2 separate regions of the Homo sapiens genome follow, and region 2 is linked to region 1. The links are chromatin contacts, found by Hi-C or POLR2A ChIA-PET in ENCODE. All regions are on one chromosome and are shown on one strand. Each heading gives the region's core, a stretch centred on a gene start or an enhancer-like site at or near the end of the contact. The rest is flanking DNA. Distances are from core to core; before and after follow the strand shown. Region 1 holds the start of OPA3 (outer mitochondrial membrane lipid metabolism regulator OPA3). Region 2 holds the start of SLC1A5 (solute carrier family 1 member 5).

What was found. A loop is a pair of places that touch in the nucleus more often than their neighbours do. ChIA-PET counts read pairs that join two places held with the same protein, here RNA polymerase II (POLR2A). Pooled maps may share reads with other maps.
Region 2: a loop to region 1 is called in a pooled map, with 8 times the contacts of the local background. The contact joins the promoter of SLC1A5 here to the promoter of OPA3 in region 1. A Hi-C loop is called at or near these places in 4 of 50 pooled maps. POLR2A ChIA-PET finds 5 or more read pairs at or near these places in 2 of 52 experiments (CD4-positive, alpha-beta T cell and OCI-LY7).

What each region holds. Positions count from the first base shown.
Region 1 is chr19:45,582,880-45,587,166 of GRCh38, forward strand. OPA3 (outer mitochondrial membrane lipid metabolism regulator OPA3) reads right to left here and starts at 1,923. Exons shown (of 2, transcript NM_025136.4): 1 at 1,744-1,923. The coding sequence starts at 1,885. RefSeq lists enhancers at 1-31, 32-967, 1,803-1,982.
Region 2 is chr19:46,786,747-46,790,772 of GRCh38, forward strand. SLC1A5 (solute carrier family 1 member 5) reads right to left here and starts at 1,848. Exons shown (of 8, transcript NM_005628.3): 1 at 654-1,848. The coding sequence starts at 1,219. RefSeq lists silencers at 926-975, 986-1,035, 2,006-2,165 and enhancers at 1,516-2,117, 1,766-2,060.

The DNA of each region.
Region 1 (4,287 bases), core at 673-3,172:
GCCAGACAAGAAGGAGGTCTGCTTTGGGAAAGGGCTGTTACCATGTTTGTTTAAACTATAAACTACAAACTAAATCTCTCCCAAAGTTAGTTCAGCCTTTGCCCAGGAATGAACAAGGATAGCTTGGAGGTTAGAAGCAAGATGGAGTAAGTTAACTTAGATCTCTTTCGCTGTGTCAGTCATAATTTTGCAAAGGCGGTTTCAGTGGTTCTCTGACCCAGCCAATGATGCTAAATTCCCTTATTTTATGTCCCACGTAGCACAACACAGATCACCTTTTTTTTTTTTGGAGACGGAGTCTTGCTCCGTCACCCAGGCTGGAGTACAGTGTTACGATCTCGGCTCACTGCAAGCTCCGCCTTCCGGGTTCACGCCATTCTCCTGCCTCAGCCTCCTGAGTAGCTGGGACCACAGGCGCCCAGCCACCACGCCCGGCTAATTTTTTTGTATTTTTAGTAGAGATGGGGTTTCACCGTGTTAGCCAGGATGGTCTCCATCTTCTGACCTCGTGATCTGCCCACCTCGGCCTCCCAAAGTGCTGGGATTACAGGCGTGAGCCACCGCGCCCGGCAAGATCACCTTTTTAAAGTAGTTTATATTTTGGGTGTTTACTAAGCCCTTTATTTCTATTTATTATTTTTTGAGACAGTCTTGCTGTGTCGCCCAGGCTGGAGTGCAATGGCACAATCTAGGCTCACTGCAGCCTCCACCTACCAGGTTCAAGCGATTCCCCTGCCTCAGCCTCCCAAGTAGCTGGGATTACAGGTGTGCGCCACCACACCCAGCTAATTTTTGTATTTTTAGTACAGACCGGGTTTCACTATGTTGGCCAGGCTGGTCTCGAACTCCTGGCCTCATGTGATCCGCCCGCCTCGGCCTCCCAAAGTGCTGGTATTACAGGTGTGAGCCACCGCGCCGGACCTTACTATGCCCTTTAGATCTGAGCTCGGGCGGCCCCCTCTAGGCAGCCCTGCTGGCCTCAGGTCCCTGGGTCAGCCAGTTCCTCTGAGCTCCGGGGCTCCCACTTTCCCGACCACTCTGGGTTGACAGTGATGGATCAGGAGTATATCTCCCAGTGCTGAGCAAAAAGGCCGCATAGTCTGTCAACCGAATGAAAGGACGGCGTATGAGCGCATTAATGAGTACACAGATGAATGTCCTCTCTGGCTCAAAGTCCTTTTCCGGATTCCCAGGCCATGTCTCCAGAACCCAGACTTCACCCCCGAACCATGCCCCTAATCCAGACTTATTGACTACAGTAAAACTGAGGCACGTCGACGTCCTAAACGGAGGATATACAAGCACCTCCTAGATCAGTGGGGAAACTGAGGCACACGGTGCCGCTTTTGAAATGAAGTTGCCCAAGGACAGCCGGGCAAAGGACCCCGTCCGGTTTCTCCTCAGCCCCTCCCCTAGCTCCTCTATCCTGGAAAGCCCCGTCCAAATTTCTCCCATCTCTCACACTATTGGTTTAACAGGGCATCAGTCTCCAAGCGCTCTCTTCCTTTATCGGCTGGCATTTCCTACTCGCGTGGTGGCTCCTTGACCCGCCCCTTACGCCCCGCCCCGCCCTCACTACTGGGCCACCCGTACGCCCCTCTATCAGAAACCCCCCACTATTGGCCACTGGACTTTGCCGGTTCGGGCTGTGATTGGTCGTAGACAGAAGTCCATCCCCTAAGCAACCACCTGACAGGGGTTGGAGAAAGGAAAAAGGTTGGAGGGAATTCGGGTCAGACTCACGTTGAGCCGGCGGGAGGCAGATATAGGTCTTGAAGAACTCGCTTCGGCGGGCGGCCTCCTTAATACGGTTGGCAAGCGGCTTGCTGACCTGCCGGATGCCCAAGTATAGCAGCTTCGCCATAGGGAACGCGCCCACCACCATCTTGGCGGTCTCACAGGGCACGCGCAACCTTGCTGACTGGGCGGGGCGCCTCAACCTCTTCACTCCTCCCCCGCCCTCTCGTGGCCATGCGTGCGTCAGTACGTATGTACGTACGCTCGAGGGAAACTTCAGAGGCGCATCCTGACGTCACCCCGTCGACGCTGGCGTAGCGACGTCCGTTCGCTGAATATGCAAATATACACGGAAGTGAGGCGGGTCAGGGGGCGGTGCCGTTAAACGGATGCTGGAAGGCGTGTGGATTCCCACGCCCGCCTTGGCCAACGTCACTGTACTCCTTCGTGATGTCACGTTCCGAGTTGGCGTCCCCACCCAAAGGAGGCTCTTAATTAGTCCTAATTAGTCCTATGAGCCCCAAATACACCTTCCTCTGCAAGCTAGGGCTCTCATTGGGATTAAGAGGAAGCCGCGCGGTCATACAGACTTTGGCTGGGATCCCAGCTCTGCCATTTCCTCGCTGTGTAATATTAGATGAGTGGCATAACCTCTCTGGACTTCAGTATTACCGTCTACCAAATGGGAATCCTAATAGCAGTTGCCTCTTTGGGTTGTTGTGAGGCTTCTATGCTAATCTTGAGTGTAAAACAGTGGACCATGGGAAGTGGTTAGAATGGTGCCATTCATATAGTTAAGCGCTCAGTAAATAGCCCTTCTTACTATACAGGTCATGATTGCATTATTAATGCTAAATCCAGCCTGAGGGTGCATTTCACCCCCAGAAGCAGCGAATCCAACCCTTTCCCAAGTAACTGACAAGGAAACTGAGGCCCAGAGCAGGGCAGGGGGTGGCACAAGGTTCCTGCAGAGGTTGATAGCCTGGCATCTTGGCCAATAAAACCATACCCGTTCTCAAGCAACCCAACTTCCTTCATTAGGAGGTAGGTTCCCCAGGGAGCTAGTTCAGAAATAAATTTAAGGACATGTCCCAGACTGTCCTTTCTTACCCAGCAGGGAGTAAAATCATATAAACAATGTCAGGAAGGGGTTGAGAGAAATTCCTGGATGATGGAGTGCTGATGGGTAATTGAGAGATTCTCGGAGGCAGAGGGACAGAAGAAAACAGGAACAGAGGACTGGCCGCCATGGCTCACGCCTGTAATCCCAGCACTTTGGGAGGCTGAGGAGGGTGGATCACCTGAGGTCAGGAGTTTGAGACCAACCTGGCTAACATCGTGAAATCCCATCTCCACTAAAAAAAAAAAAAAATTTAGCCGGGCATGGTGGCGGGCACCTGTAATCCCAGGTACTCTGGAGGCTGAGGCAGGAGAATCGCTTGAACCTGGGAGGTAGAGGTTGCAGTGAGCCGAGATCACGCCGCTGCACTCCAGTCTTGGCGACAGAGCGAGACTCCGTCTCAAAAAAAAAAAAAAAAAAAAAAGGAAAACAGGAACAGAGGAGTGGTGTGTAGGAGGAAACATACATTCAGGACACAGAATCAGGGGGCTCTGGACTTCTTTGGTATCCAGTCTGACTCTCTGAGTGTCCTTTGTCAAGCTCCTGGCACTGAGGGACCTGCGTTTCCTCATCTTTACTGATGGTGCTGGTGTGTGTGTGAACCCTGATATTCTGAATTACTAAGAATGCCAGGATTCCATAAAAACAACCTTTTCCAGGGTCCCTTCCACACGGAAGGTATGCAGAAACTTGGGACTACCTAAGGTCCATCATCCATTTGGGACCAGCCCCCTTCCCATTTTACAGATCGTTTGAGCCTGGGAGGTTGAAGCTGTGGTGAGCCATGAGCTCCACTGCACTCCAGCCTAGGCAACACAACAAGACCCTGTCTCAAAAAACATAAAATTTCTGTCCCCAGGCCGGGCGCAGTGGCTCACGCCTGTAATCCCAGCACTTTGGGAGGCACAGGTAGGCGGATCATGTGAGGTCAGGAGTTCGAGACAAGCCTGGCCAACACGATGAAACCCCATCTCTACTAAAAATACAAAAAATTCGCTGGGCGTGGTGGCGCACACCTGTAATCCCAGCTACTCCAGAGGCTGAGACAGGAGAATCACTTGATCTCGGGAGGCGGAGGTTGTAGTGAGCCGAGATCGTGCCAATGCACTCCAGCCTGGGTGACAGAGCGAGGCTCTGTTTCAAAACAAAACAAAAAAAATTGGCCGGGCGTGGTGGCTGACGCCCAGCACTTTGGTAGGCTGAGGTGGGCAGATCATGAGGTCAGGAGATCGAGACCATCCTGGCTAACACGGTGAAACCCCGTCTCTACTAAAAAAATACAAAAAATTAACCGGGCGTGGTGGCGGGCGCCTGTAGTCCCAGCTACTCGGGAGGCTGAGGCAGGAGAATGGCGTGAACCCAGGAGGCGGAGCTTGCAGTGAGCCGAGATGGCGCCACTGCACTCCAGCCTAGGCAACAGAGTGAGACTC
Region 2 (4,026 bases), core at 598-3,097, 1.2 Mb after region 1:
ACTGGTCCTCTTCTGGGCTGCCTGCTAGGGGGTGGCCCAGACAGAGGAGGAAACGGGAGGGAAAGGCAGGGGTGGCAGGGCTGATCTAAAAGATAAAGGGGAAGCGGCCAGACCCCAGCTGAAATGGGCGGGAAGCGGAGGCCAAAAACAGAGCCTGGTTATGTCCGAGTGACACGTGGTGTGGGGGTGCCCCAGGGCTGGGAAGAGGGCCTGGTGGGAGTTACTCAGATCTCAGATCCTCCAGGGGCTCCTTACCCAAACTCTCCAACCCTGGCCCCAAATTATATCTAGAAGCCCCATCTTGGGGCCCTTGACCACGCAAAGATTCCCCCCGCAAAAGTTCCTCCTGGGGTCCCCTCCCCTCAGTGTCTTTCTCCCCTAGGCAGACCCTCCTATGTCTCCCCAAATCACTTTCTTCTCCCTCTATAAGACCCCACTTATGTACCCAGGCCCCCAGATTTAGAAACCCCTTCCCCAGGAGACTAGACTCACACTCCCGAGGGCTGGAGCCTCCCCTCAATATCCTGTCGAGTTTTCCTAAGACTCTAGAGGGAAGTCTCTGCTCCAGGGGCCCCAAAGCCCCGTCCTGTCCACGTGACCACTCCCGCCATCCGTAACACTCTTCCCCACCTCCCGGGGGAGCGGGAGCTGACCTCGCAAGATCCAGGAACGAATCGAGCACCTCCTTGCTGGGGGCATTTTCGGCACTGCCCGCGGCTCCCACGGAGGCGTTGATGGCGGCGGAGGCGGCGCCCGGCTGCAGAGCCAGCGCCAAGCCCACTCCGAGCGCCGACGCCAGCAGCGTGGTGACCAGGAAAAAGAGCAGCGCCCAGGCGCCCAGACGGCCGAGCGCGCCGGGGTCCAGGCTGGCGGCGCCGCCGATCAAGCTGCACACCACCAGCGGCAAGATGATCATCCGCAGCAGACGCAGCAGCAGCTCGCCCGGGAAGACGAAGGCGCTCAAGCGCTCCGGGCCCAACGCCAGCGCACCCCCGGCCCCCGACACCCCCAGTCCCAGCGCCACGCCGGCCACCACGGCCACCACTGTCAGCAGCACAAGCAGGTTGGCTCGAAGGCAGCGGCGCACCTGGTCCCGGGAACCGCAGTAGCCGCCTGCTGCCGCGCCTTGGTCCTCGATGGAGGCCAGCGCCAGGCCCCCGTTGGCGGTGGGCTCCGCCGCTGCGAGCCCCTTGGAGTCTCGAGGAGGATCGGCCACCATGATGGGAAGCACCGGGGTTTCTTAGCGCCTGGAAGCTGGCTGGGAGCGCTTGGGCTCCTTCCCAGGACCCGACGTTCCTAGGACTGAGTTGAGTAACAGCACCTGGAGACTGGAACTTTGGAGGGCTCCTTAGAGTTGTGAGTTCACAGCACTGAAGTTCCTTGGCTCTTGGAAGCTGGAGTGTTTAAATTCCCCAGGCTGGGCGCTGAGGCTTCTCTGCTCTGCCCCGTGTGCCAGATGTCCGAAAGCTGGGAGTTCGGAGCGCCCGGGTTCCTTGGCCCTAGGAGCTGGGAATACGAGAGTTTCTCTGGGTGGGACGTGGGGCCCTTGGCTCCAGGAGGTTGAGTGCCCCCAGATGGCGGAGGTCTGCAGGAGGCTAGGTTCTGGTGGCGCAGATCCCGGACGCCTGGATCCGGGAGGCGGGGACCCGGGCTGCCTGGGTCTTGGACACTGAGGGCTGGGATGCCAGAATCTGGGGGCCGGGAAGCGGACCTCCGGAAACAGGGGACCCAGGCTCTTAGGTCCGGGAGGGTGGGATGCGGGCCCCTGTGTACGGAAGGCGGTGGTCTGGTGTCCGGGAGTAGCGGTTACCAGCCAGAGAAAGCCTCCCGGGCGTGCCGCGTGGCTCTGAGCCCGTTTAGCGGAAGCTGCCAGGGATAAGGGTAGGGGGCGGGGCTTGAGAAGGCGGGGACCGACCCTCGGGCGCCGATTGGCTGCAGAGCGTTCGGAGACTGGACGAGTAGGGGCGGGGCTGATACCCGAGATGGGCCAGGTCCCCCATAGAAGGCAGATTAATAATACCCATCTCCAGGAGCCGGGCCCAGAGACGACGGGGCGGGGCCAGGAAGGGGCGGGGCCTTGGGAGGGTGCTGTTTCCCGCCAAAGGAACTGGGTTGTGGGTTGGAGCCCTTAAACCACAGGGGTTCGTTCCCTGGTGCGAGGGTCGCTAGAAAGCTCCGGTGGTCCTCGGTGATTCATTTGCAACTCAACTCAGCTTTGGAACTCCTCAGCCCTGAGTTTGGTCTTTAGTCGCCTCTGAGAACTTTAATTCCTCGAATATAAAGTGCAGGTGTTAAAAGCTTTTGTCTCATATGATTGCTGTAAGATTTAAATAAAATTGATGTATTTATTTAGGGAGCCGTGGCTCAAGCCTGTAATCCCACCACTTTGGGAGGTGAAGCGGGCGGATCACTTGAGGTCAGGAGGTCGAGACCAGCCTGGCCAACATGGTGAAACCCGTCTCTACTAAAAATACAAAAATTACCTGGTGTGGTGGCACGTGCCTGTAATCCCAGCTACTGGAAGCCTGAGGCAGGAGAATCGCTTGAACCCCAGAGGCAGAGGAAGTCATTCACCTTGAGGCCACACCTAGAGAGGATGACACGTGCATGCCCACCTCCCAAGCCCCTAACCGCACCCACTCTGCTGCCTCCCCAAATTCTCTGTTAGTGGCCGTTTGGGAGGTTAACAATGAATTATGATTCCTTACTCCACCTGACAGTGTTGAAATCCTCATTCCTTTCCCATCTCTAGCCTGTTCTGTGACATTTCAGGCTTTCATGCTTGCTCAAAGATTGTAGTGGTAATGTCAGAAGCTTCCTCCTACAGCAGCTGTGAGGCCTCAGGTAATTTACAACCTCTATGAGGCTCAGTCTTCATATGTGTAAATGGGAATAATAATAAGTCATACCGCCTTGAGTGTTGCAAGGGTTCAAATGAGATAATACGGCCGGGCGCAGTGGCTCACGCCTGTTATCCCACCACTTTGGGAGTTGATGCGGGCAGATCACTTGAGGTCAGGAGTTCCAGACGAGCCTGGCCAACATGGCAAAACCCTGTCTCTGCTGAAAATGCAAAAATTAGCTGGGTGTGGTGGCACATGCCTGTAATCCCAGCTACTCAGGAGGCTGAGGCAGAAGAATTGCTTGAATCCAGGAGGCAGAGGTTGCGAAGAGCCGAGATCTCACCACTGCACTCCAGCCTGGGTGACAGAGTGAGACTCCACCTCAAAAAAAAAAAAGTTATTTATTTGTGCTTTAAAATTTTTTGTTCTTTCTCTCTTCTTTTGTTTCTAACAAAAATGCCCTTCAGAAGAAAGTCAAATACTACTGCTGCGATTGCTGTTATTGTTATTATTACTGAAGAACAAGCTGGATTCAGTGGCATGCACCTGTAGTCCCAGGTATTTGGGAGGCTAAAGCAGGAGGATCCCTTGAGGCCAGGAGTTCAAGGCTGCAGTGAGCTATGATCGTGCCCACATTTAGCCACTAGACTCCATCCGGGGCAACATAGTGAGACCTTATCTTTAAAAACATGAAAATAGGCCAGGCATGGTGGCTCATGTCTGTAATCTCAGCACTTTGGGAGGCCAGAGTGGGCAGATCATGAGGTCAGGAGATCGAGACCATCCTGGCCAATATGGTGAAACTCTGTCTCTACTAAAAATACAAAAATTAGTTGGGCATGGTGGCATGCACTTGTAGTCCCAGCTACTCAGGAGGCTGAGGCAGGAGAATCGCTTGAACCCGGGAGGTGGAGGTTGCAGTGAGCCAAGATCACACCTCTGCACTCCAGCCTAGTGACAGAGTGAGACTCCGTCTCAAAATAAATAAATAAATATTTTAAAAAATTTTTCGGCCGGGCATGGTGGCTCACGCCTGTAATCCCAGCACTTTGGGAGGCCGAGGCGGGTGGATCACAAGGTCAGGAGATCGAGACCATCCTGGCTAACACGGTGAAACCCCGTCTCTACTAAAAATACAAAAAATCAGCCAGGCATGATGGCGGGCGCCTGTAGTCCCAGCTAC